Regions from separate parts of the Homo sapiens genome. Here region 1 is linked to region 2. Evidence: read pairs that join two places in POLR2A ChIA-PET (ENCODE). Cell type or tissue: MCF 10A. All regions are shown on one strand. Links, peaks and the distances in the headings refer to the core of each region. The heading gives the core; the rest is flanking DNA.

Region 1 (15,960 bases), core at 4,857-7,356, 200 kb after region 2:
CTATGTCAATGCAGTCATTGCACAGCATTAACTGAAGAAAAATGGGTGTCCTTTAAAGATTTTTTTTGAGACAAAGTCTTGCTCTATCGCCCAGGCTGGAGCGCAGTGGCACAATCTTGGCTCACTGCAACCTCCACCTCCTAGGCTCAAGCGATCCTCCAGCCTCAGCCTCTTGAGTAGCTGGGCCTACAGACACATGCCACCACGCTTGACTAATTTTTGTATTTTTTGTAGAGATGGGGTTTCATCATGTTGTTCAGGCTGGTCTTGAACACCTGGGCTCAAGCGATCCACCCATCTTGGCCTCCCAGAGTGCAGGCATGAGCCACTGCACTATGCAAAAGATGTTTTAAGATTAGGAAACAAAAGGAAGTCAGAAGGGGCCAAATCAGGACTGTAAGGTAGATGCCTAATAATTTCTCGTTGAAACTCTTGCAAAATTGCACTTGTTTTGGTGCAAGGAATGAACAGGAGCATTGTCATGGTAGAGAAGAACTCTCTGTTGAAGTTTTCCTGGGCATTTTTCTGCTAAAGCTTTGGCTAGCTTTTCAAAACACCCTCATAATAAGCAGATGCTATTGTTATTTGGCCCCCCAGAATATCAACAAGCAAAATTCCTTGAACATTCAAAAAAACTGTTGTCATGACCTTTGCTCTTGACCAGTTTGCTTTTGCTTTGACTGGACCACTTCCACTTCTTGGTAGTCATTCCTTTGATTGTGTTTTGTCTTCAGGATCATAGTGGTAAAGCCATGTTTCATCTCCTGTTACAATTCTTCAAAGAAATATTTCAGGATCTTGATCCCACTTACTTAAAATTTCCATTGGAAGCTCTGGTCTTGTCTGCATTTGATCTAGGCACAATGGTTTTGGTGCTCATCGAGTGAAAAGTTTGCTCAACCTTAATTTTCCAATCACAGTAGTGTAAGCTGAACCAGTTGAGATGTCTACGGTGTTGGCTATTGTTTCTGCTGTTAATCATCAGTCCTCTTCAATTAGAGCACAAACAGGATGGATTTTTTTCCTGGCAAATTGATGAGGATGGTCTGCCACCATGGGCTTCATCTTCAACACCATCCTGTCTGTTCTTAAAATGAGTTACCCATTTCTAAACTGCTGACTTCTTTGGACATCGTCCTTGTAAACTTTTCATAAAGCAACAATGATTTCATCGTTCTTCTACCCAAGCTTTGCCATGAATTTGATGTTTATTCTTGCTTCAATTTTAGCATAATTCATGTTGCTCTAATAGGGGCTCTTTTCAAACTGGTATCTTATCCTTCTTAGTGTCTCAAACTAGATCCTGTCAAAAGTTAGTACTAGCTTATAGTACTAACAATACATGTATTTTATATGGTTCAATACATGAATTATATATTTTGAAATTCATCCATAATTTTTTCATAATACAAATTTTCTCATGAACTTTTTGAAGCTTTTTCATATTAGTAGTTTGCCTGTACATAAGCATACCCCAAAAGTGTGGGAAGGTAGTGTCTGCAGGGGTGATTTTCAAACAATAAGGGGGTAGGGAGTGATGTATAAATAGATGAAAGCTCTGACCACCCATGAGATTCTTTATACTTCTTCAGAAGCCCTGGTGGAATCAAGACCCTGTTCATCATAGCAATTACCTCAATTAAGTACCCATATATTAGGTTTTCACTCTCCCTGCCTCATTTCCCCATTTCTTCACTCTTGCTTCATGAAATCATATCCCAAATAAACCATCTACATTCAAATCCTTGTCTCAGTTTGGGTTCCCTGCAAGGCAGAGTCAAAGATAGTCATATAGCATGTTTTACTCTGTCTCCTATATTACTCATTTCCAGAAAATGCCAAACAATATACAACATTTAAGAGGAAGAAAGAAGGGGTATAGAGATCTACAAGGTAGAGGGAATAAACATAGTATTAAAGTAGAAAACTTGTGATATTAGGGACAACAAGGAATTATATATGCAAAGAAAAAATCTGAGACCAAAGTTGCCAACATTCTTTCAATTAAAGGACTAATCCTTAGGCAGACCACATATACAACTCAGAGCTCTTAGTCAAAGGAATATAGAGGTTGGCATGCCACCAAGCTGCTCAGCATCATAGTTGTTAGATTAAAATGTGATGGTGCCTCCAGGGTAGTGCAATACAGAGACTCTGATGTGAAGAAGTAATTTGTTTGAGATCCATTTGTCTAGTGGTAAAAAAATAACCTTTCGGTTGGGACAGGGGGTAAAGAGGAGGAGTCAGGGAGAGAATGTGTATGTGTTTGGGAAGGGATAAAGTAAATTTTAAGAAGCAGTTGAGGTGGGGTATGGTAGCTCATGTCTGTAATCCCAGCACTTTGGAGGCAGGAGGATCACTGAGGTCATGAGTTCTAGACTAGCCTGGCCAATATGGTGAAACCCCATCTCTACGAAAAATACAAAAATTAGCCAGGTGTGGTAGTATGTGCCTGTAATCCCAGCTACTCAGAAGCTGCTCAGGAAGCTGAGGCAGGAGAATCATTTGAACCTGGGAGGCGGAAGTTGCAGTGAGCCAAGATCACACCACCACACTCCAGCCTGGGAGACAAGAGTGAAACTCCATCTGAAGAAGAAGAAGAAGAGGAAGAAGAAGAAGAAGGAGAAGGAGAAGGGGAAGGGGAAGGGGAAGGGGAAGAAGAAGAAAGAAGAAGAAGAAGAAGAGGAAGAAGAAGAAGAAAGAAGAAGAAGAAGAAGAAAGAAGAAGAAGAAAGAAGAAGAAGAAGAAGAAAGAAGAAGAAGAAGAAAGAAGAAGAAGAAGAAGAAGAAGAAGAAGAAGAAGAAGAAGAAGAAGAAGAAGAAGAAGAAGAAGAAGAAAGAAAGAAAGAAAGAAAGAAAGAAAGAAAGAAAGAAAGAAGACAGATTCACTCATCCTTTATGCCTTTTGTGAGAAAATGTAAGAACCTAGGATGGTGACAGGTAAAACATAGGATATATAGACCCACCATTAGCAGATGCCATTGGTGCCCAGCCTATATCTTCCCATATCCACTGTAGTGGTTCTCAAATAAGTCCACAAATTCTTTGACATACCTCCTTTCAAAAGGTGATGATAAAGTTCCCCTTGAGTGTGTGCATTGGAATTAGTGATTTCCTTCTTACCAAAATAGAATATGGCAGGACTAGGTAACGGTGTGTGACTGTCAATACTAGGTTATAAAAGGCATTGTGGTTTTCTCCTTGTGCTCTGTCTTGTGTTGCTCACTCTGAAGAAATCAGTTGCTATATCTTGAGAATACTCAAGTAGCCCTAATGAGGGGCCCACATGGTAAGAACATGGGGCCTCTTCCTAACAGCCAGCAAAGAACTGAGCCCTTCTGCCAACAGCCATGCATCTTGGAAGTGGATCCTCCAGCCCCCGTCAAGCCTTCAGATGACTGCAGCCTGGCTGACATCTTGAATGTAACTTTATGGGAAACCTTGATCCAGAACCACCCAGTTAAGCTGATTTCCTGATACACAGAAACAATGGCTTAGAAACATTATTATCCCACAAAATGTGGAAGTAATTTATTATGCAACAATAGACAATTATTTACTATTCTAGTACCTGCCAATCCAACAGCTACCAACTGAAGGTACTTGTAACTCTGTGCCTGAGGGGTTTCTCTGGCTGCTGCTACCCTCTCATTCATCATGCTGGGGCAGGCTAGAAGTATCAGAGAGTCAGCATTCTCAGAAGTAGATTTCAGTCAATCACTCAGAGAGTTTGGCGGACAAACATTTTCACCTTCTTCCCCCTGAATGTAGAAAACTATCTTCCAGAGTCCTCCAACAGAAGTGAGGCCCAGGTGCTCGCAGATAAGTAATCTGCTCTCATTTCATGTTCATCTTACCTTTCCAGTCCCTTATCCATAACTACTGATATAATCTCCTGAACAAAGTACTGCTACTCAAATCCTTGCCTCAGGGTCGGCTTTTGGGGTAACCTTACCTAAGATATCATCAGATAATTAAGTTCCAGCCTTTCTATTAAAATGAAATAAAATTATGGGAGAAAAAAATATACAGTAAGAAATTAAGAAAAATTTTTTTCTTAATAAGACAAGATGGCTGGGCATGGTGGCTCACACCTGTAATCTGAGCACTTTGGGAGGCTGAAGTGGGTGGATCGCTTGAGGTCAGGAGTTCGAGATCAGCCTGGCCAACATGGTGAAACCCTGTCTCTACTAAAAATACAAAAATTAGTCAGGCGTGGTGGCGCATGTCTGTAGTCCCAGCTACTAGGGAGGCTGAGGCACCAGGAGGCAGAGGTTGAAGTGAGCCAAGATTGTGCTACTACACTCCAGCCTGGGCGACAGAGCAAGACTATGTCTCAAAAAAAGAGACAAGACTATTATCGATCACATAATATCTTCTAGTACAAATGTGTCCCCTCACCACCATGAAATCTACAGCTCATTGCTAAAGATTAAATGGAAAAAGAAAGAGGGCTGATGACACAGTATAGCAGAGATCTCTAGATTGGGGTGATGATCTTGAAGAAAGTGCTCTGGGTAAAACATTCTTTTGATAAACTTCTCCACCCTCCTCCATTCTATCTGGTTTGCGTGAGGATTGCCTATAACAAGATTTTCTGAATTGGAATTAAGAAAATATATTTCACTGGCTGCTCCAGGATTCACATATATGAATATGAATGTGGTAACTTTCCCAGTTTCACCAATAGAGAAATATGGGCCTTGATTTTTGCCTTAAGGAGAAAGATAGCCTGAGAGAACAAAGCTGAAACAAAGAGAGAAGCAGAGAAGGAAGGAGAAGAGTAAGGGTCAGCTAGCATTTCAACTCCTGGTTCCTGAAGCCAGTAATATATCTGGCTCTCTTACAGACAGTTTACATAAGCCAATAAATCCCTCTTTTGCTTCATCTTATTTTGGGCTGCAAATGAAAGAAACCCAAGACGTGAATACTAATTAATACATCTTACTTTAATAATCCCCAAATAATCAGACATTCCTCTTCTTGAACCTCCAGCTCCCAAACTGGTCTTAATCAGGCTAATTGAGCTTAATTTAAAGGTCAACTTTCACCTAAAAAGAAGATGCACTAAAAACTTATGGCAGATGCTTTGCACAGAGAATTTTTAAAACCTGTCATTTAACCCTCACGATTATCTTTCAATGATATTCCTGTATCATACATCAGGAAATCAAGGCTCAGAGAAGTTAGGAAAGATTTGCCAAAGGTTGTCTAACTGGTAGTGATAGAACTACAGATGGTCACAAAACACTAGGCTGGAAAAGGAGAAAGGCCCAGGCCTTCAGCTTCTCCCTGGTGTCATTTATCTCAAACCCTGACCCTTAAGACTGCAAGATCGTATTTAACACCTGTTGTTATTTTTTGCATTTATGTATTCCACAAGGGTAACCCTAAAATGAATCCACTTTGCACTCACAAAAAGAAGACATGACATGCAGCAGCCAGGGAGGTGTACCACTCGTATCCCCCTCCAAGAAAGTACTTGTCATTCCCCTGTAAAAAAATGCAGTTAGCTGACAGTTTCCAGCTTTTGAGCCAAGGCTATGCTTCCTGGGAAGCCCCAGCTGATGACTGAGCTCGGCAGGAGCCCTGCCATTTCCTGTGCACCATGGGACTTCTCTAATGAACTGTCTTTGCTCTGGGGCTCCCCACTGGGTTGGCCAAAATTTTGTCATATTTGCATGGCAGTCTGAAGCTCTTTTGCCTAGTCCTGCTTTTTTCCTTCTTTCTTCAGGAGTCGGATCAGTATCATAGTCTGGAAGCTGTGCCTGCCCAATCCTGCCTCCTCTCTGTTTTCCACACGGACATTTACCCCTCAATAAACTGCTTGCATTTTTGATTCCATCTCAGTTTCTGTTTCCTGGAGGACCCAACTGGCACACTAAACTGTGAGTGAACGAGCAAGAGAAGCAGAATTCAAGGGAAAATAGTTCTTTTGCAAGACATATTTTCCTATAGATAAGGCAGCTGTGGTAGACCTTTGTAATTCTAGTTCAGTAAAGCAGATTGTGCTGAATATGCCAAACGGCTTCTCTTAGCTGGAGGGAGTGCCTCCCTGAGACCTGTCAGGCAATAGTATTTATGCGACCATTTCTACTATCTTAGTGACCCAGTCCCTCTTTATGTGGATGATTGCTTTGCAGCCCTGCCATAGGTATTTACCATCAGGGCTATTATAGCCTACTGAGTCATCCAGGAGAGAAATCCAAGTTGATAATTAACATCCTGAGGAAGGTAATTGTGAAACACTTAAGCATGGGGCTATAACTTCTGGCTCAGTGTCAGTAAGGACAACCTGTAGGGCATATCATACTTAATGAGTCAGTAGCTACCTAAGATGATTATAAAAACCCAAAGCATATTATTTTTATTGCTGTGTGCAGGAGCTGCAGATTATGTCCTTTTGACCTATTTTGTGTTTTCATTCCCAGCTAAATAATAACCATTCGAGAGTGGAGGAGATGAATGATTCTTCTCATTATTAGGAAATGCTATATATCTGCAGTATGTTTTTCTAAATAGAAAACTTGTAGGGTAGGAGCTTTTCTCCTTTCCCTCATGAGTTAATGTTCTGTTTTAATTATGAACGTGATTCTCCTTCTTAGAGTTAGTGGAAAGTAGTAGACAAATGCACATCACAGTCCATAGACAGAGCATGCATTGATAACAAAAGGGTCAGAGGTTGGGTTTGACCTTGGAAAGAAAAGTTGGAGCAGCACCCTTCAAACAAAAGGGGCAACACATTCACGGACAAGGCAACTATTCAACCGAAGTTTTACAGTCTCCCTCAACTGTTCTGCTAGTTTCAATCACTGATGGTTTAAATGTAACCGTCCATTACTCCCAGAAGGATGTTATTTCATCTCTACTCATTTCTGATAGTTTCTTCTCCTTCTTGTCTATGCTGCAGTCTACATGCTCTATTTACCAGGTACACAAAGTAGATGACTTTTACCATAGTATAATGGTATCAGTTCAGGTCCTCTGGTAAGCAGACATCAAGGACAAGTTAGCAGTATAAGATGTGTATTGGGGAGTAATGCCTGTGAAAAATGACTGGAGAGAAAGCAGGAGTAGACATAGAAAGTCATAGAAAGATCATGATGCCAATCAGACTCGTGATTGAGTGTGGCTTTTGTTGCAGGAAAAAAAAATCAGACTCGTGAAAGGAAAGAAGGAAGAGGACAGAATCTGGCAGGCAGAACCTCAGAATGCAATGCAAATGTGGTTAACGCAATAGACAGCACAGAAACAAAGGGTGTCCAATAGCAGAGGCCCACACTGGGCAGAGAGGCTAGGCCCTAGTATATCCTCACCATGCTCAGTCTCAGTCATTGTGTCGGGGGCTGCCTGAGAAAAACATGGTCTTCGCTCAAACACTGCAGTGGATCCCAAAGGTGAAGCAGCTGGAGGCTGTCAGCTAGCTGTCCTTCTTGCCTTGCAGCTGATCAGCAAGTTCTTCATTGAAAGGAAATCCAAGAAGCACGCCTCCACAGCCACTAGGATAATCTAGTCTCTTGGGACTATGATACAAAAAGCGAAGGCTTATTTCTTGGTTATGTTACATGTTATTTGTGGATTAACTGTGGTTCTATTCTATTTTGTCCCAAGTTCAGGACCCAAGCTAAGAGAGGAGCCACCATTTAGAGCATTGCCAGTAGGTGTGGTAGAGGGAGAGCTCCATTAGGTTTCACACTAACAAGAGCTCACAATTCATTGGCCAAACTAGGTCATATGATTCCCACCCAACCACAGAGGAGAAGAAAGTTCAATCCTACCACATGCTTGGAAAGCAGAGAGCCTAAAACAAGCAACACCAACAATTACAACAGTGAACAAATTGGTTAACTCCCAAAGCCTCCTTTATGTTCTATAAATAACAATTTGTGGGGTACTCAATAAGCCCAAAGGTTTGTATTGGTTTTTTTCCCTGATAACTTATAAGTCATCATTTCTCTAAGAACCCTTTCTATTTATAGCAGTAGAGACATTAAGTCTCCCTGTTTTGTAAGGAATAAATCCAATGCTCCCTTTTGGTTGTTTGGAAGCAAGGCAAGTAGAAATTCACCATTTCGGGAGGAAGCATTGGAGCTCCAGCTCTTTCAACTATTGGGCAGAATCACCCAGCATCCCCACCTCTGTCCATTTCTACAAACTGTAAAACTCTCTAAGCTTTCTGAGAAGGTGGTGAGAAATTTTTCCAGGAACCTACTATGAGAGAAGAAGATGAGGCCACAAACTATTTCTTGAGAGTCAAAGTTATTAAAACCAATTTTGGTGTTTGGAAGTATTTCTGTCTGAGGCCTAATGTTAGAAAAGAAAGCCATACGTTGATGAAAAAATTTTCCTGAGAATAGAAAGAGACTTGATCAGGATGCTGGCTTCTGCACCAGTATTTACATTGCCAAAAGAGAATATGGTCCTGGGTTTACGAAAAGACCAACTGAAGATTCTACACAAAATCTTCTCCTGGTCATGGGATTTAACCCCAAAGAAGTACCTGTGAGTGGAGATACTAACTAACAAAGCCTTGTAAGTGAAGAACTGTAACTTGGAGACCAAGGCAAATGTGAGATAATCTGTAATATGGGTAAAAGGAGATTCTAGCACCATATCAAAGAGAGCACCTCAGCTATCACAGGTCACTTAATAGAAACAGAATTGAATTGCATGGTAAAGGAAATCAAAATATTTTACCCCAAAATATATTTCTTTGACAAATTTTGAAATCGCTGTCATAGAGCCAGAAGATTGAGATGGAAGAAATTTGTATCTGTAGAGAATCTCTACTAAAGCAGCCAGGCCTTCCCTTTCTAGGCTTTTCCTGGATCTGGAAGAAGTCTACTAAAAGTCTGATAACTTTAAAAGTCTGAAAAGAAACACTTACAATTTATTCCCTCTGAGGGCTACTACCTATGAGGCTTCATCTATATAACAAGACTACTTTTGCTAGCCAAACCTCTTCCTTTCTCACTCCCATGACCTGTCTTGCCACGAAAACCTGATTTACCAACATATCTGTTTTGGGCCATGCTCTGAGCCTGCATTCTTTCTATTGCCTCGAGATAATAGATAAACTTCTGTACTCTGTTGGGGGGTTGGATCTTCCTTCTGAAGGATCCCATGTATACATGTTAAATAAATTTGTATGCCTTTTCTCCTATTAATCAATCTGCCTCATGTCCATGATTTTTCAGTGAGGGCCTTGGCCCCCACAAGGGCAAGACAAGTAGAACCCTTTGGAGTTCCAAGCAATTTCTTTGCTTTTCTCCTCCTCAGGGTGCAGCAAGGTGGACCCTTAGGATTGTAGGATTGGCTAAACCACTATTCTTGTGCTTGTTACAAAGAAGAAAACCTAGAGAGAGAGGGGCTAAACTCTCTGCTAATATGAATCTAAGAAGACAAGAGGGCTGGGTGGAGTGGCTCATGCCTGTAATCCTAGCACTTTGGGAGGCCAAGGCAGGTGGATTGTTTGAGCCCAGGAGTTCGAGACCAGTCTGGACAACATGGCAAAATCCTGTCTCTACAAAAAATATTAAATACCAAAAATTATCCGGGTGTGGTGGCATGTGCCTGTAGTCATAGCTGTTCAGGAGGCTGAGGTGGGAGGATCACCTGAGCCTGGGAGATCAGGGCTGCAGTGAGCCATGATTGTGACACTGCACTGCAGCTTGAGTGACAGAGTGAGACCTTGTCTCAAAAAAAAAAAAAAAAAGAAGAAGAAGAAGAAGGACAAGAGCAGCTTGGGGCATTGTACTTGGGGGGGCATTATTTTTTTTCCCTGAATCTAATGTGATCAGAAAATGTTGATTTGTAAAGCTATGTTTTGAACACCCCAACAAGAACTCCTAAGGGAAAATTACTCTAATTTGTTTTTGTATGATCTGTCTTGATTCCTGGGGATTTCATTTGAATATGGACTTGTACAAATCACAATCATCAGTAATATTTCTCTGAATCTTTTTCCCATGCCTGCTAAAGTAAGATCTTCGGGTTGGGGTGGAGGGAGAGGAAAGGACAGAGGCACTATTTCTAGGAGTCTCCAAGGGACACCTTGCCTGAGCCCACAGAAATATTTCTTTTTGCCACTCCATGGCATTAGCCATTTCTTTTTTCTGCTGTGTTTCCCTGTAGCTGAGATGTCAGGCCACCCATGCCCTCAAGAGGCAATGTCCTTCAGTTTATAACAACTCTGTCATCATAGGTGAGAGCCTTGGCACTGCCACGGGTGAGATAACATAACAGGGCAACTCACTGGGTTATTTAGAGCCTTTGTTCTACCATATCTGGGCTATGTTTTCCTCAGAAGCAGAGACAATTCCTCTTTCCTCATCTTGGCATTTTAAATGCTACTCCAAAACAAAGCTGCACTGTTTTAGATCCTGAGTAAAAGCATTTCAATGCAGCTATTCTGCCAGTTTTTTCCTGTAGTTTTCTCACCCCAGGACTTCAGCGTCAGTCAGTGGGGATTAGATTGGAGAACTGGCTGAGCAGTAGGACATGTTAATACTCAAAATCATCCCAACCCCGATTAACATGGGCATTGTTATTAGGAAGGACAGTTGAGACAATCCACTTTGTTTGGAGGAGTTATTTCCCAAGAGACTTCTTGATCTTTCATCGAAGGGGAAACCTGGTGACCCCTAGCTCCACTGAGCAGAGGCAAGAAGCTCACAGACAGACTCTTGCTACCCATGCAGAGATCATATTGCCCCATGTTTAGTGAAACACAGTGACTGGACAATGGGGGTGAAAAGTGAGGAGTGAGCACTCCGAAGCTTGAAGGCAGGGGTCAGGTGTCTCTACTTCTCTCTAGTATTTAGACCACACCCTCTTATATCTGTTATCCGCCTGGTGCTAATCTGTTGTGAGCACAAAAGATAAGAAGCAGAGAGACAAGGCAATGTCTTCTTTCCAAGTGAAGGTATATTGTGAGCATAGGTACTAACGGGAAGGTGGCAAATACGCTGGAAAATACCCTGACACATACAGCATTAGCACACAGGTATTTTTTGTTGGATGCTGTAAAATTCAGAGAAAGTTTGCCAAGAGGCAGAGTGAAAAAAAAAATTGGGTTATTATTTTAGAAACTGATTTTGAAAGAAGGAAGATTAAAAAAAGAAAAAAAGCCTTCTTACTAGAAGATACAGCTGACCTCAGAAATAAGCAGATGCGCCTCCACCACCAGGAGACAGTTTTAGAAAGGATTCCCCCTTGTTAGCTCAAGTTTATTCTTATCCCTAAGCACAAACTCCCTAGGGGATTTGGACACAGGCTGATTGCAGAATTCCATATGTTGAGAGCCAGAGTAGCATAATAGCAGGGAATACAGACTTTGAAAGCAACCTGCCTGTGTTGAAAGACCTTAGATGTGACATTTAACTAGCTGTGTGCTAGTGAGCAACTGACTTAACCTCTCTATGTCTCAGTTATCCCTTTTTGATAGATGAGGTGAGGACGCCTGCCTTACATAACTGCAGTAAGAATCACGTGGCTATATGTCAAAAGCGCTTAGCTCAGTTCTCTGCACATAATCATTCGAAAGATGTTGGCTTTAACATTTTGTTACCATCTAATTTTAAGATTGACACAGTAGAAATCAGAAATCTAATATGTATGCAGATATTTAGACTCAGGGCTCAACTTGCTTTAAAACTTTGTTCTAAAGAATATAATTTACTTAAGTATATTTGAATTTTTACAAGTTATTTGCACAAATGTGCAGAAATCCAATTGTATTACCAAACATGATTAAGACCCACCATCTTGAATCACGGAAAACACGTTTCCGGCAAAGCTGGGCTCTGAGATTATGGTACAGTGCTGACATCTGGTGGCAGCAAGCCCTGAAACATGAAATTGAAGTTCTCTCACTAAAAGGAAATAGGTAAACACCCATAAATAAGCCTTCATAAAGGAAATAGGTAAACACCCATAATAAGTTTTCATTGGGCGGATAGGTTTTAGAACTCCTTCAAACTCTAAAATATAAATGAGTCTTAGAATTTTTATAGATAAGAAACTCCAAATGACTAATAAACATACTAAAGATGCTTATCTCCCCTAAAAACCAAAGAAATGAAAACTGAAGCAATTAGATACCATTATACCATTTTTATCCAACAGACTGAGAAATAGTAAAAAGACTGATAATACTAATTGGAGATGAGTATGGAAAAATTGGGACTTTCAAACACTGCTGTCCAAATTTGAAGTGCTATTTTGCTGTACCAATAGACATTTAGCAGAATCTGGTAAAAGTGATGATGTGCATGGCCTGTAGCTCAGCAATTCTAGTTCAGGGTATGTATTCCAGACCCCAGGAAAAGCCTGTGCTCAAAGAAATGTGGTAAGGATACAAATAATACATGGCAGCATTATTTGTAACAGCAAAAAAAAAAAAAACCTGGAAACATCCTAAATGTTCAGCAATAGGATGATGGCTAATATGTCACATGCACATACTTAAAAGGATAAAACAGTAAAATGAAATGCACTAGAACCACATGCATCAACATGGATAAATCTTGAAAACAACAGTGAGACATGGAAACTTCAGAATGTCACATAGAGTATGCTATTTATTGAATATAAAAACACAAGAGAATACTATATATTGTTTTGGAAAACTAAACATATAATATAAAAATATAAAATGGGAAGAAACCCATCAACTTCAGGGTAGTGATTACCTTTAGGGAGGGAGGAGGGAGAATAGGATTGGGAAGGGGAATAAAGGAAGTTTAACTATAACTGCAATTTCAGTTATTAAAATTTCTTAATCTCTCTAACATTTTTATACCATTTATTTTTTGCTATTTATTGTATCCTTCAATATTTTCTGCACATTTATATACATACAATGGAATATTACTCAGCTATAAAAAGGAATGAAATTCTGATACATGCTACAACATTGATGAATCTTGAGGACATTATACTAAGTGAAATAAGCCAGTCATAAAAGGACAAATATTGTATAATCCCACTTCTATATAGTACCTAGAATAGGCAAATTCATAAAGACAGAAAGTAGAATAGAGTTTACTGGAGCTGGGGGTAGGAAGAATGAGGAGTTATTGTTTAATGGGTAGAGATTTTCTGTTTAGGATGATAAGGAAGTTCTAGAGATGGATGGTGGCAATGGTTGCACAACAATGTGAATGTACTTAATGCTACTGAATTACACACTTAAAAATAGTTACAATGGCTTTATGTTTATATATATATATATAACCACACATAAAAAAATTAAAAACCTATAAGTCAGTTCCTGCCCTTTGGGCAACCACTCCAAGCATGGCAGAGAAGTAGGATATCTCCATATCTGTGCTGGCAGTTGTACAGAAGTTGGTGGAGAGGCAAAGAGGTGGCTGTCGCTGGCATTTCTTTTTTTTTTTTTTTTTTTTTGAATTAGAGCTGTAGTAAGAGGATGAAACCAAAGTTTAGGTTTCGGCATCTAAAGACTAGAAAAATTGTATTTTATTGCTTCTTGAAATGCTAGCTTTTGCTGCCCTCTAACCAACAGGAGACCAGGGCCAGCTGAGCCTTCTTGTCTTTGAGTAAGGTCTGCTTCTTTCACTCCCCCTGGGCCCACCTCCCCTGGGGAGGTGTGACTTGATTCAATTTCCTGAGAATCTGGGGTGTAGTGAAAGGATGCCAGAAGGTGGCAGCAAAAGACCACCTCGTGGAAAAGACCTTCTGCTTTCTTCTCTTCACTCTCCTGGGCATCTGGCAGAAGTTGGCTTTGATTGCCAGGGTCCCCACCTCAATTCAAGATGAAGCCTAGTGTAGTAACACCATGCCTGGGGCCAAGAGAGACACACCAAGCACAAGGTAATCAAGAGGCAATAATTCAAGAAAGGGTGCTTCCAAAGGCAAGGGAAGGATAGGAAAAGATATAGGTGAACCTGGCCAGTTAAACTCAATGAAACTTCCTATGTTTGGGGCTCTGTGGACCCAAAGCTGGGTAAAGCAATCTCTTTCCTTGAGACATAGTCTAGTAAGAGAGATTAAATATATGCGCTTACATGAGGAAAAACAAAAGATCAAGGCCCAAGGTTTTTGGAATGAGCCCACGTTGGGTATTTTCCTTTCCCCTCCAGATCTACTTTTTCTACCCTTTTCCTTACCTCTCCCTGTCCAGAGATGCTGATCTGTATAGATTGGAAGCCAGAAGATAAAGGCACCTGTGAAAATGTTGGCAAGATGACAAGGAAATAGGTAAATGTGCTCAGGCTTTTATTCCCAGGACTCCCTCCTGTGATGTTGCCTTGGCCTGGCCCTGTTGCGGAAGATCTGTTCCTCTCAATGGGCCTGCTCTACAGGATTCTCTCTCATTCTAGTTTCCAGCAACCTTTCCTTCCCCTCATCTCTTCTAGCCTAGTGGTAGTAGTAGCTGCTTCTAGTCTTGGGTTCCTGCACTCTCTTGTAGTCCTCTTCACCCCACCTATGCTTTAATTAAACCCTTTGTAAATAAACCCTCCTTAAATGATCCTAATTCGTGTATGCCATCTGTTTCCTGTTGGGATCCTGCCTGACACAACACCTGGCTAAATTATATTCATCCTCTACAACTAAGCTCATATAAAACAAGGAATAGCAAGGAGTGGTTTACATGAAGGCTGTGGCATGTTTTCACAGAGGACTATGAGTAATTCAGTACCACCAGAAAATAAGTTATAAGACTAGACGTGGCAGTTCAGTTAAAGGTGACAAGGAGTTAATATGAGACACGAGGTTCTCTTGATCTGGCACCTAGCATCTTAAACTTATGTCTGAGGAATAAAGGCAGTTCTTAAAGGGCACCGATTAGTTAAGTGGTTTAGAATCTTGAATATAATTTCTACCCAACATAGAGATTTAAGACAGTAGTTAAGGCATAAAGTTAGCAACATGGAAACCAGTTAGGAAAAATTTACCACAACCTAAAGACATGGCAATTTGAACCAGATTTTTTTTTTTTAAGTTTTAAGTTCAGGGGTACATATGCACAATGTGCAGGTTTGTTACATAGGTAAATATGTGTCATGGGGTTTGTTGTACACATTATTTCATCAGCCAGGTATTAAGCCTAGTATCCATTAGTTATTTTTCCTGATACTCTTCCTCCTCCCACCTTCCATCCTCCAATAGGCCCCAGTGTGTGTAGTTCCCCTCTATGTGTCCATGTTGAACCAGATTCACGGTACTTGGAATGCATATGATAAATATTTAGAAGGTAAAACATCAATAGACCTGGATATTCAAATATTAGGGATGTCAAGGAATAAAATAAAACCACCAGAGGTTTAAAAATTACAAAATTGGGTGCTATGGTTTGAATGTTTCCTCTAAAACTCATGTTGAAATTTAACTGTCATTGCAACAGTATTAAAAGATAGGACCTTTAAGAGGTAAGACCTTTGGCTGGGTGCGGTGGATCACACCTGTAATCCTAGGACTTTGGGAGGCTGAGGCAGGCGGATCACCTGAGGTCGGGAGTTCAGGACCAGGCTGACCAACATGGAGAAATCCCGTTTCTACTAAAAAAATACAAAATTAGCCAGGCATAGTGGTGCATGCCTGTAATCCCAGCTACTCAGGAGGCTGAGGCAGGAGAATCTCTTGAACCCGAGAGGCAGAGGTTGCGGTGAGCCAAGATTGCACCATTGCACTCCAGCATGGGCAACAAGAGTGAAACTCCATCTCAAAAAAAAGAGGTAAGACCTTTAAGAGGTGATTAGGTCATGAGGACTTTTTCCTCATGAATAGATTAATGCCATTATCACAGGGGTGGACTAGTTAGCCCAAGAGTTTGGCCCTCTTTTTCTCGCTGTACCTTGTGCACTCTCACCTTCTCTCACCATGTGATGCCTTCCACCATGGGATGATGCAACATGAAGGATTTCACCACAGGCGGACCCTGAATCTTGGACTTCCCAGCCTCCAGAACCATGAGCCAAATTTATTTTGTTTATAA
Region 2 (15,960 bases), core at 4,927-7,426:
TCTCGATCTCCTCTCCTCATGATCTGCCCACCTCGGCCTCCCAAAGTGCTGGGATTACAGGCGTGAGCCCCCACGCCCAGCTGGGTCCACTGGTAATATTTAAGCTTGAAGTCAAAGGCACTTCTTTGAGATTTCACATTCTCTTGGGTATTTCCTATGTATACATGAGTTATACATGTTATTACTTTATTTTTCTCTTGTTAATCTGTCTTGATTACAGGGGTCCATCCCAACTAAGAACTATGAAGGGTAGAGAAAAAAACTATTTTTCCTCCCTTATATCTGGTTCAGATATGCTTCTATTGTTTTCCAACTTCTAACATTGCTAAGAAGTTAAATGTTATCCTTATTTTGTTTGTTAGTGATCTAATTTTTTTCTCTAGTGTATTTCAGGAACCTCTTTTTATCTCTGGTATTCTGGGGTTCCAAAGAAAATGCACTGAAACTGACTTTTTAAAAATCCATGATGCTAAACTCTTGTGGAGCTCTTGCAGTTGATGACTAAAGTCTGCCCATTTTAGGAAATGTTCTTGAATTATATTTTATATCACACAGAAAATTACTCTGGCAAAGAAATTATCACTTTGTGAAACTCTTATTTGCCTATTGTACTTCTTGTTGTTGTTTTTCTCTTAAGTCTTAAAAAAAACAGATTCAGTGGGTACATGTGCAGGTTTGTTACATGGTTATATTGCATAATTCTGGGGTTTGGGCTTCCAGTAAACCCATTACCCAAATAGTAAACATAGCACCCAATAAGTAATTTTATAACCCTTGCCCTTTCCCTCTCTCCCGACTTTTGGAGTCCCTAATGTCTGTTGTTTTCCATCTTTATGTGCATATGTACCCTTTCTTTACCTCCCATTTATAAGTGAGAATGTGCACTATTTGATTTTCTGTTTCTGAGTTACTTCACTTAGAATAATGGCCTCCAGCTGCATCCATGTTGCTGCAAAGAACATGATTTTATTATTGTTATGGCTGCATAGTATTCTGTGGTACGTATATACAACATTTACTTTATCCAATACACCATTGATGGACACTTTGTTTGATCCCATGATTTTGCTATAGTGAATAGTGCTGTGATGAACATACAAGTGCAGGTTTCATTTAGATATGACTATTTCTTTTCCTTTTGGTAGCTGCTCAGTTGTGGAATTGCTGAGTCAAATGGTAGTTCTATTTTTAATTCTTTTTTTTTTTTTTCTGAGACAGAGTTTCACTCTGTTGCCCAGGCTGGAGTGCAGTGGTGTGATCTTGACTCCTGGGTTCAAGTGATTCTCCTGCCTCAGCCTCCCGAGTAGCTGGGACTACAGGCACCTGCCACCATGCCGAGCTAATTTTTTTAATTTTTAGTAGAGACAAGAATTCATTATGTTGGCTAGGCTTGTCTCAAACTCCTGACCTCAAGTGATCCACCTGCCTCAGCCTCCCAAAGTGCTGCAATTATAGGCGTGAGCCACCGCACCCAGTCTGTTTTTAATTCTTTGAGAAATATCCCTACTGTTGTTCATAGAGGTTGAACTAATTTATATTCCCACCAACATTGTATAAGCATTCCTTTCTGTCCACATCTTCACTCACATGTCTTATTTTGTGACTTACTAATAATAGCCATTCTGACTGGTGTGAGATGATATCTCATTGTGGTTTTAATTTTCATTTCTCTAATGATTAGTGATGCTGAACATGTTTTCATTATTTGTTGGCTGCTTGTCTGACTTCTTTTGAGAAGTGTCTGTGTCCTTGGCCTACTTTTTAATGGGGCTACTTGTTTTCTCTTGTTGATTTGTTTAAGTTACTTACAGATCTGGGTGTTAGTCCTTTGTCAGATGCATAGATTGCAAATATTTTCTCCCATTCTGAAGGTTGTCTGTTTACTCTGGCGATAGTTTCTTTGGCTGTGCAGAAGCTCTTTAATTTAATTAAGTCCCAATTGTCAAGTTTTATTTTGTTGCATTTGCTTTCAAGGTCTTAGTCATAAATTCTTCAGGCCAATATCCAGAATTGTTTTTCTTAGTTTTTTTCCTTATATTTTTATCACTTAAGGTCTTACATTTAATTCTTTAATCCATCTTAAGTTAGTTTTTGTGTCGGGGTCCAGTTTCATTCTTCTGCATATAGTTAGCCAGCTTTCCCAACACCATTTATTGAATAAGATGTTCTTTCCCCACTGTTTATTTTTCTTGACTTCGTCAAGCATTAGTTGGTTATAAGTGTGTGGATTTATTTCTAGTTTCTCTATTCTATGCCATTGATCTATGTGTTTATTTTTGTATTAGCAGCATGCTGTTTTGGTTACTATATCCTTGTATTATAGCTTGAAGTGGGGTAACATGATGGCTTTGGCTTGGTTCCTTTTGCTTAGGACTGCTTTGGCTATTCAGGTTCTTTTTTGTTCCATATGAATTTTAGAATTTTTACTTCTAGTTCTGTGAAAAATAATGTTGGTAATTTGATAGGAATTGTGTTGAATCTGTAGATTGCTTTAGGAAGTATGGTCATTTTATCAATATTAATTCTTTCAATCTGTGGGCATTGAATGTTTTTCCATTTGTTTGTATCATCTATTGTTTCTTTCATCACTGTTTTGTAGTCCTCCTGGTAGGGATCTTTCAACTCCTTTGTTAAATGTATTCCTAGGGGTTATTTTGTGTGTGATTATTGTAAATCAGATTTAGTTCTTTATTCGATTATCAGCTTGAATGTTATTGGTGTATAAAAATGCTACTGATTTTTGTATCTTCATTTTGTATCCTGAAATTTTACTGAAGTCATTTATCAGGTCCAGGAGTCATTCAGATGAATCTTTAGGGTTTTGTAGGCATAGGATTATATTGTCAGTGAACACAGATAATTTGACTTCTTCTTTTGTAATTTAGATGCCTTTTATTTTTTTCTCTTGCCTGATTGCTCTTGCTAGAACTTCTAGTATTATGTTGAATAGGAGTGGTAAGAGTGGACGTCCTCATCTTGTTCCAGTTCTTAGGAAGAATGTTGTTAACTTTTATCCATTTGGCATGAATGTTGGCTGTGGGTTTGTCATATATGGCTCTTATTATTTTGAGATATGTTCCTTTGATGCATAGTTTATTGAGGGTTTTTATCATAAAGGGATGTTAGATTTTTATCAAATGCTTTCCAGGAATTTATCCATTTCCTCTAGGTTTTCTAGAGTGTGTGCACAGAGATATTTATAGTAGTCTCTGAGGATCATTTTGTAATTCTCTGGTATCAGTTGTAATGTCAACTTTGTCATTTCTGATTTTGCTTATTTGAATCTTTTCTCTTTTTTTCCTTGATTAATCTAGCTAGTGGTCTATCGATCTTGTTTATCCTTTGAAAGAACTCACTTCTCCTTTTATTGGTCCTTTGTATGTGATTTTGTTCTGAATTTCACTTAGTTCTGCTCTGATTTTTATTACTTCTTTACTTGTGTTAGCTTTGAGATTGTTTGCTCCTGTATTTCTACTTTAGTGTGACATTAAGTTAATTTGAGATCTTTCTGTATTTTTGATGTAGGCATTTAGCACTGTAACCTTTCCTTTTAACATTACTTTTGCTATATTCCAGAGGTTTTGGTAGGTTGTGTCTCTATTTTCATTTATTTCCATTTTTTAAATTCCCAGCTTAACTTTATTTTTTACCCATTTTATTCAGGAACTAATTGTTTAGTTTCCATGTACTTATGTGGTTTTGAGAGTTCCTCTTGGTATTGATTTCTAATTTTATTCCACTGTGGTCCAAGAAGATGCTTGATATGATTTTGATTTTTCAAATTTATTGAGACTTGCTTTATGAGCAAGCATGTGGCCAATTTTCAAGAATATTTCATGCACAGGTGAGAAAAATGTATACTCTGTGATTGTTAGGTATTCTCTAGATGTATATTAGGTCCATTTGGTCAAGAGTCCAACTTAAGTCCCAATTTTCTTCGTTAGTTTTTTGCCTTGATTTGTCTAGTGCTGTCAGTGGAGTGTTGAATTCCCCCAATATTATTGTATGACTATCTCTTTTATTAGGTGTAGTAGTATTTGTTATATAAATCTAGATGCTTCATGTTGGGTGTACATGTATTTTGTATAGTTAAATCTTCTTGTTGCACCCTTTATCTTTATATAATGACCTTTTTTGTCTTTTTTTTTTTTTTAACTCTTGTGGTTTAAAGTCTGTTTTTTCTGATACAATAGTGACCCCTGCTCTTTTTTGTTTTCCATTTGCATGATAGATCTTTCTCCATCTCTTTACTTTGAGCCTGTGGGAGTCATTACATGTGAGATGGGTCTTGAAGGCAGCAGAAGGTTGGATCCTGTTTTTGATACAATTTGCCAGTCTATATCTTTAAAATGATGCGTTTAGGCCATTTATGTTCAAGGTTAATATTGATATATGAGGTTTTGCTCCTGTCATACTGTTTTTAGGTAGTTGCTTTGTAGTCTCAATTATGTAATTGCTATATGAGTTCTGTAAACTTTGTATTTATGTGTGTTTTTATGGTAGCAAGTACCATTCTTTCATTTCCACGTTTAAAACTCCTTTGAGCATTTATTGTAGGGCTATTCTGGTGGTGATAAATTCCCTTAGTGTTTTCTTGTCTGGGAAACACTTCATTTCTTCTTCACATATGAAGCTTAGTTTGTCAGGATATGAAATTCTTGGCTGGTATTTTTTTTTTCTTTAAGAAGGCTAAAAATCGGCCCCCAATGTCTTCTAGCTTGTGTGGTTTCTCCAGAGAAGTCTGATGTTAGTCTGATAGGATTTTATTTATAGATAGTTTTGCCCTTTTCTCTAGTAGCCTTTAACATTTTTCCTTTTGCCTTGATCTTGGATGCTGTGTTAACTAAATGTCATGGGAATGGTTGTCTTGTATAGTATCTCACAGGTTTTCTCTGAATTTTTTGTATCTAGATATCAACTTCTCTAACAAGATCAGGGAAATTTTCCTGAATTTTTCCTGAAATTTCCCTCAAACATGTTTTCCAAGTTGCTTACTTTTACTTTTTCTCTCTCAGGAATGCCAATCAGTCATAGGTTTGGTTGCTTTACATAATTCCACATTTCTTAAATACTTTGTTCATTTTTTAAAATTATTTTTTATTTATTTTTGTCTGACTGTGTTAATTCAAACAACCAGTCTTCAAGCTCTGACATTCTTTCTTCTGCTCAGTCTAGTCTATTATTAAAGCTTCCAACTTATGTTTTGAAATTCCCTTAGAGAATGTTTGAATTCCAGAATTTCTATTTGTTTTTTTCTAAATCTAGCTGTCTCATCTTTCACACCCTTAATAATTTGTCTGGTTTCTTTGCATTGTATTTCAACATACTCTTGGATCTCGTTGAGTTTCCTTGCAATCCGTATTTTGAATTCTTTGTCTGTTATTTCAGACTTTTCCATTTTTTAGAATCCTTTGCTAGAGACCTAGTGTGATTTTTTGGAGGTGTCAAGACACTCTGGCTTTTTGTACTGCCAGAGGTGTTTCACTGATTCCTTCTCATCTGAGGGAGCTGTTGCATCTTATATTTGAAATTGCTATTGTTTGAAGGAGACTTTTTTTATTTTTTATTCTTTTTTTCCTTGAGGGTATTACTGTGACATATGTTATGTGTGATCATTTGGCTTTGTTTCTGGGTGCTTGCAAGGGGCCAAGGCTCTGTATGGGTTCCTTGGTTGTGGGTAGCTTCTGTGTGATGGCTTTCTCAGATGCTGCTTGTTACAGTGATGTACTGGATGTATGAGCCAACATACTATCTCCTGTGGGATGAGGGTCCATAGGTCTCAGGAAGCTTATCTTATGGACTAACACTAAGCCTTTCTGGCAGCAGGTTTTCTATTTGGTGGTGCAGTTCAGACTGCAGTCCAGTAGGTGGCACTTAAGAGTAAGAGCTTGCCCCACTTTAGGTAGGCTGGCGAGGAGTGGAAGCACTCACCCTGATGGGGAGGTGGCAAGAAGACTAAAGTATACTGAGGTTTCAGGGAAAATGGGGGTGAACCAGCTTCTCATCCTGAGCCACCAGGAATGCAATCTTATTCCCTATCATGCCTGGCACAGGACCCATGACCTTCAGTTCATATACACTTTGTCCTTTGGTTCCCAGCTACAATGCATCTATGGACCATGGATATACCTCTCTGACTGCTACCACCAAAATGGGCTCAGGGCAGAGCCTCTTCCCTGGATCTAGGGAAGGTAACTCTGCATCTTGTCTGTCTTCCATTGCTGAGACACTACTGCTCTGTGTGTGGGGTGGGGGTGGGGAGTTGGGCCCCACCCTTCATTCAAGCTTAAGTGGTCAGGCTCACTTTCAGCAGAGGTGGAGCTGCCACAAAAAGCACAACAAATGCTTTCTCTGAGTGCATACCTGCCAGGTCCCAGTAGGAAGAACCATTTCTGCATCTGCAACAGTGGACGGGGGTGGGAAATGACCCCCTCTTCACGTCTGTTCCTGGCTGTCGGTGTTGTCCCCTTCAGCAATTGTTGCCACACTGTAAAAAGTAAAGTAGAGGTTCCTCTTCAAAGACTTTCCTCCCCATTTAATTAAAAATAAATAGTAACTTCTCTTAGAAGCAAAACGTATTCAAAGACCTGTGCTAACATTCAATATCTGCTAGCCGTAATAAAGAAATCAATGTACTTTATGTTCTTAGCTCCCACAATTTAGCCTAAATATTTGCCCTGGCATGCTTATACTGGTTCAAGCAACCATTAGGTCATAGCCTGTTCCTCTTCCTTATTTGAAGGCGTTTTTACCTTTCTTAGCATTCCACAAGTTACTTCTTCCTTCCTTCGTTCTCCTCTGCCTTTGCTTCTTTTAAAAAGTTCTAAGTTGGTAGCCAATCAGGACAAATACAGAATGTGAGGTCCTGTTCCAGCCAATGGAAACCAGACACAGCAGTAGGGTGGACGCGTCAGGTTATAAATGACCCTGTCTCCTTTGTTCGGTGTACCCTCATGGCAAAACTGCTGTCGAGTGTACCCTTTCTGCAGAAAGTATAAAAATGGCCTTGCTGAGGGAATTAAATTTATGTTCAAGTGCTATTTCTTTACGGCACCAGGGGACAAGCATTTCAAATACATACCCACATTTCTTTGGCCCAAGGGGGCCTTTAGCAGGCTACCCTCCTTCTACCTTAGGGGCAACCTGAATAGAGGGTTAGATCTCCAGAGGCCCTGCAGCTCCCTGGGGATCTGCTAGTCCCCTGTACTTGCCAAAGTCAGAGTGCATTGTGGGGTACATTTGCAGGGAATCTGGTGGTGTGGTGACTTAAGAGCAGAGAATTCATCGGGCAAAACAGTGACCCATGACAGATGCACAACCAGTATGCTGCCCACCATCTCAGTTCGGGTCTGAGAGGAGTGTGGGCACACCTGCATGAGGTGGTCACCTAGTTCTCTGTCCATGGGAAGTTGCTACCACTAGTATTGCCCTGGGTCACGAGGGCAGAGGGGCTCCCCAACTATTTGACAGTCAGCAGATTGTCACAGGGACGAGGGCAGCAGATAAGAACATGCACCTACTCTTTCCATGGGACTCAGAGTTCCTTGAGGGTCCACCTCTGGCAGACTCTTGCTGCTTTCCTTTTCTGGATTCTAGCTTCTTTCCATGGTCACTTTGACAGACTCTCTTCCCTCAGTTTTCCATTCAGAACATGTCCATTCACCATTAACTTTGATCTTCTTTCTGAGGAAAACTGGCATCTGATGCCCCTAGTCACTCATCTTGGCTGGGTGGTGTGGGGGGAGCCTCCTAATTGTAAATCTTTTTGCCTTTTGGTTCCAATTGCTAGGAAATTTCCATGACTGAAAGTTCCAGTTTTTAAATTAAATTTCCTATTTTTAATCATATTTATAATTTCTGATAACTCATTCTTAATCTCTGACGATAAAAATTTAATTCCTCTGCTCTCTGCATTTCCTCTCTGTTTTTGTCTCTTTTTCATGTTGATGGCTATCCCCAACCATCTGATAATCATTGGCGGGCCATTCGTATTTAAAACTGAAGTAACAATGAGTTGATTGGAAGCTCTTTGACCATAAGTGGGCCTTGTTCATGAATGGACTTCACAATTAAATAATCAAATGGCCAGACAGATTTTTCACTGAAAACCCCAAAATGTCAGTATTTATGGATCTTCTTTCTAGAGAAGTTTAGTCTTATCAGCAAATAATCTTCCAATCACCTGCCTGTGGTATCTGAGGCTGCCTGCCTTTGTTGTGGTGTTGAGTAAAAGTAGGGGATTGGAGTTTTACCTTTACTATACAGACTCTCACTCAGTGCCCTTTTATGCTCTGGCATTTCACTCCTGTTCTCCCTTATGTGTTAGCAAATTCCAGATTCTGGGATAGCCAATTCCAGAATCTCCTTGGTTCAAGTAACCCAGAAAATATATCACCTGTGCTTTGTGGGAGTGGGGAAGGACAGGAGTGATGACATAAAAAATCTCACCATTCTTGCTGATATTCCCCTGCCTGACTCCTACTGGCGGTGCTGTCTAGTGCCTCCATTTTCTAGCCTGTTCAGAGCAATTCAAGGTGAACTGGCTATATGTCACTAGTTTGCTAAATTATTTACCATTTCTCCATCCTTTTTCCATCTGTATTGTGGTTTGAGGTTAAAAAGTTCTTCTAGTTTTATTGAAGGTGAAATTTGTGTTTCTCTTTTGTTTCATCCTTGTGTTCAGAGATGGTTTTCAAAAGAAGAGTGTGGAAATTACTTTGCTCCATCATGTTAAAACCATATGTACCTCCTAATTTTATAAATACAGAAACCGAGACCATAGAAGATGAAATGATTTTCCTTCTATTTGTCCCATTGCTGCCATAGCCCGATTGGAAGCAAGTTATTTAATTATTAACCCTGTGCTTTTGTCAGCACACTACACTAAAATAGGTTCCATAAGGTGACACTAAAGTATTGCTTTCTTTTCTGATTAAATATATAGTACATATTCATCCACTGAAACCACTCTTGGCAAAGTCACAAATGATCTCCATGTTGCCAAATCTAATAGTCAATTATTAGTCCTCATCTGTTTAACTCATCAGTGGCATTTACAATATTGATGACTCCTTCCTCCTTGAAACACCTTTGTTCATTTAGCCTTCAGAACACTATTCTTAAATTTTCTTTTAACCTCACTGCTTCCTCCTTTTCTATCCTTTGGCTCTTCCTCATTTATCAAACCTCCAAACATTGAAGTGTACCAGAGCTCTATTTTCTTGTCATTATTTTCCTCCATCTGCTCTCATTCCTTAGGTAATCTGATTTGTCCCATTGCTTTAGATATTGTGATACTTCTACTTTTATACATCAACTTGAGCAGATTGCGGATGCCCAGACATCAGGTTAAACATTATTTCTAGATATGTCTATGAGAATGTTTCTAAATAAGATTAACATTTGAGTTGGTGAACTAAGTAGATGGTTCTCCCTAATGTGTGTAGGCATCACCCAGTCCACTGAAGGTCAGAATAGAGTAAAGGTGGAGAAAGAAACAAATTGCCCCTGCCCTTTTGCCTTACTGCTTCAGCTGGTACATCTCATCTCATCTTTTCCTACCTTCAGACTGGGATTTACATCATTGGCTCCCCTGGTTCTCAGGCCTTTATACTTGGTCTGAATTATACCACTAACTTTCCTGGGTCTCCAGCTTGCAGATGGCAGATCATGGGAATTCTCAACCTTCATAATTGTATGTGAGACAATTCCTTATAACAAAACATATGTGTGTGTGTGTGTGTGTGTGTGTGTGTGTGTGTGTGTGTGTGTATCCTATTAGTTCTGTTTATCTGGAGAACACTGACTAATACAAATATCATATATATACTTACAACTTCTAAAAGCCTGTCTTCAACCTCAATTTATTCACTGAATTTTAGACTTGTATATTCAACTAACTTAATATTGCTGTTCATTATAGTGACTAACCTCAACTTGCCTTTGGTGATTGAGTTCTGCCTCTTGGCTTTGCCAGTCTGGGATCCAATTACTCCTATTTCATTTAGGTTTTCTAATTGAGTGACTATGGTTCCCACTGTAAGTTCTGGCCTACACAGAAGAGTGATCATGGAGCTCTTCAAGATTGCTGGAGCTCCTCTTACAAATTTAGTCATCAATGTATTAGTGAAAAGTATGCTGCCTGGACTCTTCTGATATAAGTCTCAAATAAAAAATCCACTTTAACAGTCCAGTATCCCCAGCCTTTGTATTCCTTTCTCTGCATTAAACCAAGAAAGATTGGGCTTTTGTGTGTGTGTGTGTGTGTGTGTGTGTGTGTGTGTGTGTGTGTTTTTGAGACAGAGTTTCGCTCTTGTTGCCCAGGCTGGAGCGCAATGGCGTGACCTCAGCTCATCACAACCTCCACCTCCTGGGTTCAAGCTATGTCTCCTGCCTCAATCTGCCGAGTAGCTGGGATTATAGGCATACACCACGATGCCCTGCTAATTTTTTGTGTGTATTTTTAATAGAGACAGGGTTTCTCCATGTTGGTCAGGCTGGTCTCGAACTCCCGACCTCAGGTGATCCGCCTGCCTTGGCCTCCCAAAGTGCTGAGATTACAGATGTGAGCCACCACACCTGGCCAAGATTGGGCATTTCTAATTCACTTGTGGTGGGCCATCTTTTGGTTCATATTTTAGCCAACTAACCAAATAATTAAAGTCCTTTCTAACTCCCCAATCTGTAACATTAAATGCAGAATTCCTGATTATGGAGCCCATATCAATAAATTCAGCCTGATCTAACATTATGTTCCTTCCAGCATTATCCCATATCCTGAATATCCTTTCCCACACATATTCCCTGGATTTCTACTTGTATAAATTAGAGAAATCAAGAAGTTATTTTGGAATATAGTGCATCTCCTCATGGGTCACACTTTGACTTTAAAAGTCTTCTGTAACTTGAATCTAGTTATAGGTCTAAACACAAAGAGGGGTGGTGGAGGTAAGTCATGAGGAGAATCTGAATTGTCTTGCATGGGAACTGCCTCAGTGGAGGCCATTAAAATTTCCTAAGGCAATGCAGGCTTAATCTACTCAGACAGAAATGAAAAGGGTGACACTACTGTGAACTGGGAGGACAATTCCACTGGGGATTGGGAGGCTGCTTCCACTGGATGTGGAGAAAGCTCTTCTACTGGCAAAGAAGCCTTATCAGAATATAGGGGCTCAAAGTCCCCAGCTTTATCAGGGTCTTCTCAGACATCTTCATTCCAACTTACAGGATCCCATTCTTTACCATTCAATGCCCTCACTTTAACAGTAGATATCCTGCGAGGCTGGGAGTTAAATTTGCATTGTAATTCAGCCAATCTCAGGATGAAGTCCTGCATTTTATTTCCAGCAATTTCAGCCCTGCAGCTACAGGAGATCAGGTTCTCCCTTGGGGCATACCTAAAAGCTCTTAAGTAATTTATGTAGTGCTTGAGGTGGGAATTTTAATCCCTGAGCTCATTCTTTTATTTCACCACTTTGTCTAACAACATTAGGAGCAACCAACCAATGCCATTATATTCCTTATTTTTCCAAATATGTTCAAGACTATCATACACAGAGTCATTTAACACCTTGCTTTATATAAGTGGTTAACTAGGAGTATCTAATGCAGATATTTTGTGTATCTTTATAAACAAGTCATGCCATGAACTATCAGTGATCTTTTTACTACTGGAAAAAGACTCATGAGCATCTTTAAATCTAGTCAGATTAGAGAGTCAATTCCAGAAACCCCAGAATCAATTCAGAAAACTCATCTTTAAAATTATCTTCCTCTAAAATCACTGTCAGTACCAAAATTTGTATTAGCCAGTATTCTTCAGAGAAACAGAACCAACTGGCGGGGTGGGAGGGAGGAAGAGAGAGAGAGAGAGGGAGAGGGAGAGAGAGAGAGGGAGAGGGAGAGAGAGAGAGAGATATTATTATGGGAATTAGCAAATTAGTTCATGTGGTTAAGGAGGCCAAGAATTCCCATGAACTGACATCTGCAAGCTGGAGAACCAGAAAACCCAGTGAGGTAATTCAGTTTCAGTTAGAAGGGCTGAGAATTTAGGGAGCCAATGATGTAACTCACAGTCTGAGTTGGGGTTGTGGGGAGTAGCACTGGTTTAAGTCTTGGACTTTGAAGAACTGAGAATCAGGAGTTCCAATTTCCCAGGGAGGGAGAAAATAGGCAATGGATGTTCCAGTTCAAGAAGAGACAACAAATTCGCTCTTCCTTTGCCTTTTGTTCTATTTGGGTTCTTAATAGATTAGATGATGCCTACCCACATTGGTGATGGCAATCTTCTTTGCTCAGTCTACCAATTGAAATGTTAAGCTCTACTAGACATAGACACATCTAGAAATATTTTACCAGCTATTTGGACATCCATTAGCTCAGCCCAGTTGACACATAAAATTAACCATCAGAATACTGCATAATTTAAATTATATGACACCCTGGAAAAATAAAAACTATGGAGGCAGTAAAAATATTAGTGGTTTCATGGGGTAGGGCAGAGGGAGATATGAATAGGTGGAGCATAGAGGATTTTCAGGGCAGTGAAACTATTTTGTATGATACTGTAATAGTGGCTGTATGACATTATGCATTTGTCAAGAAACTTAGAACTTTAAAGCACAAAGAGTAGCATACACAAATTATTTAATAAAATTATGTAGGAGGCCAGGGAATCCCAGAATAAAATACAGAATCTAACTATATCGCAAATATATAAAAGAACCTCACTGAACTGAGTGGGATGAAAAAGTGCTAACCTAAGACACTTTGGGAATGAGTGGATTCTGTAAGACAAAAGGAAAAAAAATACACAAGCACTGTGCTCTAGTTAATAAAGTTGTTACACATGGGGATATGAGCTAATAGTTTCTATACTGCCATATTTCTGTCTTAATTTATTTGTGCTGCTATAACAAAATACCTGAGACTGAAAAATTTATAAAGAACAGAGATTTATTTTCTGACAGTTCTGGAGGCTGGAAAATCAAAGATTAAGGTGCTGACAAGTTTGGTGTCTGGTGAAGGCCTTCTTATTGCATCCTTACATGGCAGAAAGGCAGAATGGCAAAAGAGGCTGAATTCATGACCTCAAGACCTTTTATAAGGGTGTTAATCCCATCCATGAAGGTGGAGTCCTCATGGCTCAATTACCTCCTAAAAGCCCCACCTCGTAATACTATCACATGAGTCTTAGGTTTCAACATGTGCATTTTGAGGGGACACATACATTCAAACCATAACATTTCATCCCTGGCCCCCCAAAATTCACATCCTCCTAACATACATTCAAAATACATTCATTCCATCACAATAGCCCCAAGAATCTTAATTCATTCCAGCACCAACTTTAAAGTGTAAGTCTCATCTAAATTAGATATCGGTGAGATTCAAGATATGATTCATTCTGAGGCAAACTAATCTCCAGCTGTGAACCTGTGAAATCAAACAAGCTATGTGTTTGCAAAATACAATAATCAGACAGGCATAGGGAAGACATTTCCAATCCAAAAGGGAGAAATAGGCAAGAACACAGGAATAACAGATTCTAAGTAAGATCTAAACCCAACAGAGCAAATAACATTACATTTTGCAGCTTAAGAATAATCTTGACTCCTTGCCCACATTCTGGAAACACTGGAGTGGGGGTTCAGTCTCCAAGCTTCCATGGGGGGCTTTGCTGGATACAGCCCATGCCACAGTTCTCATAGTTTGGAGCAGGTAACTGTAGCTCTCCTAGGCTGAAACTTCAGCACACTGATGGCTCTAGATGTCTGCAGTCTCACGGGCAGCCCCACCTCTATGGATCTGCTAAGTAAGCATTGCCCTAGTTGGGACTCTAAGCTGTGGTTCTGACCTCTTAGCTCCACAAAGCATTGTTCTAATGGCAGCTCTCTGTGGCAGCCCTGCCCCTATAGCAATCCACTGCCTGGGCTTCAAGGTTCCCAGAAGCATCCTTTGAAATCTAGGTGGAGGTAGCCATACCTCCACAGCCCATGTACTCTGTGCACTTGCAGAATTAGCACTGTTTGGATGCCATCAAGGTTTATAGTCTGCACCTTTTGGAGTGATGGTCTGAGCTGCACCTGGGCCCACTTGAGCCACAGCTGAGGTGACCAAAGAGTGCTGCATCAGAATGTGAGAAGCAGAGACTTGAGGCAGCCCAGGGCAACAAGTCTCTCAAGTTTCCATGGGGGCCCTGAACCCCTCTTTTGGAACTGTTCTGCTCTAGAGGCTCTGGCATTCTGTAAGTGGGGAAGCCACAAAAATCTCAGAAATGCCTTTGGGGTCATTCTTCCACTGTCCTGATGAATAGCATCTGGCTTCCTTCAATCCATACTAATCTCCATATCAAATGGTCAATTAGTCACATCCTTGATATTCTCTTCTAAACGTGCTTTTTTATTCTTCATAATTTGGCCAGGTTGGAAATTTTCTAAATATTTACCTAGTTTCCTTTCAATTATAAATTCTATCTTTAAATCATTTCTTTATTCTTGCATTTTACTATAAGCAATCAAGAGAAGCCATGCAACACTCTGGACTCTTTGCTTAGATGTTTCTTCCACCAAATAGTCTAGTTCATTGTTCACAAGTTCTGCCTTTCACAAAGCATTAGGGTATAAAGAAAATTCAGCCAAGATCATTGCCGCTTTGTAACAAGGATGGTATTTCAGTTTCCAATATCTTGTTCCTCATTTTCATCTAAAACCTCATCAGCTTAGCCTTTACCATCCATGTTCCCACCAACATGCTGTTCATGACCACTTAGATAGCTCTAAGATTTAGGCTGTCTGTACAGTTCTCTACTTCTGAGTCTTCACCAGAATTGCGGTTAATGTTCCATTCATGGTAATCTAGGCTTTTTTTTTTAGCATGAACTTCAAAATTCTTCCAGCCTCTACCCATTACCCAGTTCCAAAGCCACTTGCATATTTTTAAGTATTTGTTCTAGCAACACTTTTAGGTATTCTAGCAACATTTCCTCTTCTCAGTACCATTTTCTATCTTAGTCCATTTGTGCTGCTGTAACAAAATACCTGAGAATGGGTATAGTAATTTATACAGAACAGAGGTTTATTTTCTCACAGTTTTGGGGGCTGGGAAGTTCAAGATAAAGCTGTTCACAGATATGGTTTCTGGTGAAGACCTTACTGCATGCTTATGTGGCAGAAGGTAGAAGGGCAAAAGGGACCAAACTCACAGCCTCAAGCCCTTTTATAAGGGTGCTGATTCCATCCATGAGGGTGGAGTCCTCATGGCCTAATCACCTCCTAAAGGCTCCACCTTTTAATACTAGCACCTTGGGTCTTAGGTTGCAACATATGGATTTGGGGGGAACATATACATTCAAACCATAGCAATATGTATACTGGACTTATGTGTATATGGTAAATGGTGGGAGCCATGTTTCTCACTTTTGAAGTGGTAGGTTACACATATGCAAGGGAAGGAGTCCAGAATGATCCATATGGTAATGGATTAGAGTTAGAGACACCAATATGAACTCACATTTAGCTTAATATAAATATAAATTGCTACTTATAAAAATATTTAAGATTTGTATATACTCACAGGTTAGTATATAAACATAAATTTCCTTGCTCTGTCAATATTAGGGTCCTGAAGCAAAACTACCCTCAATAGCAATGAGCACACAGGGTACCCAGATTTGGCTTTCTATAAACATTCTCCAGTAAAAGGAACCAGAGATCCTTGAAGTAATTGATGATTCTAGGACTGAGGCAGGAAATTATATAAAATGAGCTGGATCATTTTATGTGCTAGAAAGTAATGAAATAACTTTAAAAAAACCAAACATACCCTTCACATTGATGGATTATGTCAAAGGGACATAGGAGTCAACTGAAAGAACTCCCAGTAGCAAAATCTGGAATAATTTAAGCAACAAAATATATAAAATAGTATTAGATTATGACTCAAAATATATAATAAATATTA

Evidence for each region. ChIA-PET counts read pairs that join two places held together with the same protein. Peaks named below come from ENCODE experiments on the same cell type or tissue, not always from the same donor. Only the 100,000 strongest peaks of a DNase experiment are listed, where the experiment ranks them.
Region 1: POLR2A ChIA-PET joins it to region 2 with 5 read pairs; 1 of 35 experiments calls an interaction of 5 or more read pairs at or near these places.

Annotation. Positions count from the first base shown.
Region 1 is chrX:43,546,195-43,562,154 of GRCh38, forward strand. No RefSeq gene overlaps it. Among named protein-coding and RNA genes, the nearest start is that of MAOA, 100 kb to the right of the region's middle. In MCF 10A, for the core only: no CTCF peak of the experiment used is centred there; a DNase peak (open chromatin) is centred at 6,247.
Region 2 is chrX:43,343,726-43,359,685 of GRCh38, forward strand. No RefSeq gene overlaps it. Among named protein-coding and RNA genes, the nearest start is that of PINCR, 170 kb to the left of the region's middle. In MCF 10A, for the core only: a CTCF peak has its summit at 5,844 (motif pointing right); a DNase peak (open chromatin) is centred at 5,896.